2 separate regions of the Homo sapiens genome follow, and region 1 is linked to region 2. A link is an interaction called in ENCODE POLR2A ChIA-PET data of the cell type or tissue named here. Cell type or tissue: CD4-positive, alpha-beta T cell. All regions are shown on one strand.

Region 1 (2,500 bases), 190 kb after region 2:
AACTACATGTGCACACATGCACGTGAGAAAAACTAGCAGTATTTCTTTTTTCTTTTTCTTTCTTTTTTTTTTTTTTTTTTTGAGATGGAATCTTGCACTGTCACCCGGTCTGGAGTGCAGTGGCGCGATCTCGGCTCATTGCAACCTCTGCCTCCCAGGTTCAAGCGATTATCCTGCCTCAGCCTCCCAAGTAGCTGGGACTACAGGCATGTGCCACCACGCCCAGCTGATTTTTGTATTTTTAGTAGAGATGGGGTTTCCCCATGTTGGCCAGGATGGTCTTGATCTCTTGACCTCGTGATCCACCTGCCTCGGCCTCCCAAAGTGCTGGGATTACAGGCATGAGCCACTGCGCCTGGCCCAAAACTAGCAGTATTTCTTCGACGAAAGTATTTGGCATATTTGAAGCCCGCTTCTTGATATAAACAAGTTTGGCATGAAGTACAGTACTGAAAAAATGATATAAACAAAATAACTTCTTAGCTTATCAGGATATAGCTATCTTGATAGGCTAAGAAGATTTTTGGTTTTCTTTTGTTGGTTTTAAATTAGGCCTCTGAGTAAAATGCATATCCTGAAAATTAGAATTAATGCCTGGGTCACACTTTCTGTCCATGGTGGGTATGGGAGATGGTGAGAGAAGAGTGGATTTGATAATATATGTTGGTGCAAAAGTAATTGCAGTTTTTGCCATTAAAAGTAATGGCAAAAAAAAAATAGAATGAACCGGCCAGGAGTGGTGACTCACGCCTGTAATCCCAGCACTTTGGGAGGCTGAGGCGGGCGGATCATGTGAGGTTGGGAGTTGGAGACCAGCCTGGCCAATATGAGAAACCCTGTCTCTTCTAAAAATACAAAATTAGCAGGGTGTGGTGGCGCATGCCTGTAATCCCAGCTACTTGGGAGGCTGAGGCAGGAGAATCCCTTGAACTCAGAGGTTGCGATGAGCCAAGATCACGCCATGGGCAACAAGAGTGAAACTCCATCTCAAAAAAAAGAAAAAAAATAGAATGAACCAGAAGGCAGGTAGGAAGTGAGATGATCTTTTTTCTTTTTCTTTTTTTTTTTTTTTTTTGTAGAGACAGAGTCTTGTTCTGTTGCCCAGGCTGGAGTGCAGTGGTACGATCAAAGCTCACTACACAATCGAACTTATGGGCTCAAGGGATCTTCCCACCACAGCCTCCCAAGTAGCTGAGACTAAATGTGTGCACCACCACACTCAGCTCATTTTTTTATTTTTTGGAGTCAGGGTCCTGCTCTGTCGCCCAGGCTGGAGTGCAGTGGCATGAACACAGCTCACTGCAGCCTTGACCTCCTGGGCTCAGATGATCCTCCTGCCTCAGCCTCCCAGGTAGTTGGAACCACAGGCATGTACCATGATACATGGCTAATTTTTTAATCTTTTTGTAGAGATGGGGGTCTCACTTTGTTGCCAAGGCTGGTCTCAAATTCCTGACCTCAAGTGATTCTTCGGCCTTGGCCTCCCAAAATACTGAGATTACAGGCATCAGCCATCATGCCCAGCCTATATTTTCTTCATATTAAATAAAATCATGTTCTCATCCAAGAGTCTTAGTATAACTACAGATCTCTGGTAAGACAGACTAAACTAGTTCAAGTGCCAAGTTTCAGTGCTTTGAAAGAATGGCATATGTTCCTGGCCCTATGACCATTTAAACATGCCACAGTGAATACATAAAGCAATCATTTTAAATTATTAGTCTAGTTTCTTAACATTTCTAGTTGTCTGCAACCATCCCTGTCTTACATTACATTATTAAGTTAGTTCTATTACAAGACTAATGAATGACAGAATAGAGCAAACATGGACTTTGGAGTCAGACAGACATGAGTCAGATAAGAGTTCAAACCCACTGACTGCCGTAAACTTGGGCAAGAGATTTAACCCTGTCAGGGCCTCAGTGTACTCATTAGTAAAGGTAATAATAAGTCTGTAGGAAATAATACCTACATACTTACATTTGACATATATTTAATGCTCCAGCTTAATAAGGTTGGAGTATTCGATAACTGATAAAAAACCTTGCACAGTATTGAGCAGGTAACAGACATTCAGTAAATGGCAGTACCATTCCGATGATACTTTAGATGCTTGTGTGCTATACTGTTCAAGAACCAGCTGGAAAAGACCTCAGGTTACCTCCAGGGTAGGGATAACATTTACCTTAGAGTTTTTGTTTTTGTTTTTTTGAGATGGAGTCTCGCTCTATCACCCATGCTGGAGTGTGGTGGCACAATCTCACTGCAAGGTCCGCCTCCCAGGTTCACTCCATTCTCCTGCCTCAGCCTCCCGAGTAGCTGGGACTACAGGCACCCGCCACCACGCCCAGCTAATTTTTTGTATTTTTAAGTAGAGACGGGGTTTCATTGTGTTAGCCAGGATGGTCTCGATCTCCTGACCTCGTGATCCGCCCGCCTCGGCCTCCCAAAGTGCTGGGATTACAGGCATAAGCCACCGCACCCAGCCCTTAGCGTTGTT
Region 2 (2,500 bases):
ATTTTCTACTGGATTCTGATGGAGTCCTTAGAGGGTGGCTCAGAAGATGACGAACTGGGAACAGACCTGCTTGGGACATTCCAGGTGTGAAGGGGAGCAGGGCCTGGGGAAGACCAGAATTGTGTGTGTGTGCACACATACACGTGTGCATGACCATTGATCAGATGGCAGTTGCTTATCCACTGATTGCAGGAATTGGAATCACATGTTGGTTGAACAGTGTGGTCAATCCACAGGTCTCAGTGAGCGTGAGGTAGTTTGATGGCATCTGTAGTACAGAGATGTGAGCTACGCATTTGTTAAGGCCGTGCTTCTCCTTGAGTTGTGAATGGTAATTGTATTCCCCTTTTCTAGAGTGTCTCATTCCTTTGCTTGAGGGGTGATCATGGACCTACTGTAAGGGCTTAGATACGCTCATGAAACACTGGAAGAGAACCTTGGAAAAAAATCCATGGACTAGGTTGTTGGAAGAAAAATCCAGCTAGCTTGTAGGCCCCTCAAGCCTCAGTTTCATCCAGAAAACTGAGGAGAGTTTTCATTAGCTAGTAGCTTCTCTCTTCGGTCTCTTCTCTGACCCAGTCACACTTACAAAGCCAGGTATGGCATCAGGGACTCAGAGTTTGTTGAGTCCGAGTGGGCAAAATCTCTCCGATCTTGCCTGAATGGGACCAAAGGGTGGCCACAGAGCCTTCATTGCCAAAGCCTTCCTGCGGGCTCAATCCTCTGTCCCCCTCCTGTTGTCAGACATTTCCTGAGAACTGAATACTGCAAGAGCCAGATCTTAAGAATGACAGCAGCCCCAGGTCACACCAATGAATTTAGCCCTGCTCTACCCCCATCTTGGGTTGCTGTTCATTTTCTGGGTGTTGGGAGGTGGGTGGGGCATCTGGGCTTTAGCCATAGAGCTGTACATTTAGATGGGCCTTAGCGCTCCTTTTAGTTAGTCCACCCTGACTTTGTAGAGGGGAAGTTGGCTGTCACAAGGTCACACAGCCCCATGTGGGCTGAGCCTGGTCACGGAACCAACTCTTTGCAAAGGGCTCTTCTGAGGCACAGCCTGGACTCCCCAGAAGGGTGCCGGCCCTGTCTACCCCACCTGTCTTGTTTTCCTGGGAACAAGTGCCGGTGTTACAGATGAGAATTTTATGACTTCATTTCAGAGAATGTGGCTGGGTACAGTTTGCCTGGTGGGTGCCTAAATTTAAACGAAGTGGGCTGTGGTGGGCGGTAGTGAAGAAGATTGGCTTGGTGCTTTCATTAAAGCACAATGTGTTGGGGGGAGGTTGGGTTTTTATTTTTACTTCACTGAATGAGGGTTGAGCGCAGAGCTGAGGTTTCCCCCTCCTTTCCTTTTCTTTCCTTTAAAATGATTAAATATCTGTTTTTTTTTAATATTCTCAAATCAGGACTGGTGGTACATTTCACTTTCAGCCTGAGTATAAATGAAAAGTTGAATTGAAATTTTTTTGCATTAGTATTGCTATATTATTATTGTTTTGCATTTCCTAATGGCCAAGTGCAGTTGTTGGGCAAGCCTCTTAAGCATCTATAGACCATTTCTGGTTAGACTTGGTTTTTATTCCCAATCCTGGACACTCGCTGGCTGAGTGAGCCTGGATATTATTTCTGAACTTCAGTCTCCTCTCTGGAAAGTGTTGGAAGCAATGACTAGGTATTAGAATGAATGTGTACATCTGCAGTCCCGTATGTGAAGCCCTGGCTTACTGCACAGCACATGGAGGGTGCTCATGAATTACTGGCTGTGCCTGGCTTCTCTGCTGTGCCTTCCAAGCCTTGTCCCCCACCAAGGTGGGCGTTGATCAGGGGAGGGTGTAGACAGGATAGCCTGCTGACGGAGGAGGCACGGGGATGGTATGGAGGGATGTGCTGTTGTTAGTGTGTTGTGGGGGGAGAGTTGGAGTTTGGGGGTGACCTGGCTTGTCTCTTTGGAGTATATGGGGAAAGTATCAGAGGCCTGAGCACCTGGACCTTCACCCTAGAGGGGTGTCTTCCTGGGCGTTACCTCACTGATTCTTTGTAGTCTTCTCAGGCTTTGAAAATCCAGATTTAAAAATCTGGTCCGTTTACTGTTTTATGGTCATAAAAGCAACCTGTTAACAGAAATAAGTTGGAACATATAGGAAATCATAGAGAAGAAAATAAAAACATCCATCTTTCTGGAAGAAACCAGTGTGAGGATTTGGAAGTTTACATCCCAGTCTTTTTTTTTTTTTTTTTCCTGCATATATACATTGGAGAGTTTGCCTGCTTGTTCATTTTTACAGAACTGGAATCATATTGCACATATTGTTATGTAATGTGCTTTAAAAACTCTATTGTGAGGATTTCCTAGTTGTACACTGCTCTTTTAAAACCTGACTTTCTGTGGTGGCACAGCATTCTATTATGCGGAAGTTCTATAACTTATTTAACCAGCTCCCCTATATTTAGTCATCTAAATTGCCTTCCATTTCTTTTGCTCATTCACCTAATGCTGCAG

What was found. Peaks named below come from ENCODE experiments on the same cell type or tissue, not always from the same donor. Only the 100,000 strongest peaks of a DNase experiment are listed, where the experiment ranks them.
Region 1: POLR2A ChIA-PET joins it to region 2 with 6 read pairs; 6 of 35 experiments call an interaction of 5 or more read pairs at or near these places.

Annotation. Positions count from the first base shown.
Region 1 is chr6:42,203,801-42,206,300 of GRCh38, reverse strand. No RefSeq gene overlaps it. Among named protein-coding and RNA genes, the nearest start is that of GUCA1B, 10 kb to the right of the region's middle. In CD4-positive, alpha-beta T cell, no CTCF peak of the experiment used is centred here; no DNase peak of the experiment used is centred here.
Region 2 is chr6:42,393,655-42,396,154 of GRCh38, reverse strand. The region is part of intron 2 of TRERF1 (transcriptional regulating factor 1); the gene reads left to right. Among named protein-coding and RNA genes, the nearest start is that of TRERF1, 57 kb to the left of the region's middle. In CD4-positive, alpha-beta T cell, no CTCF peak of the experiment used is centred here; a DNase peak (open chromatin) is centred at 984.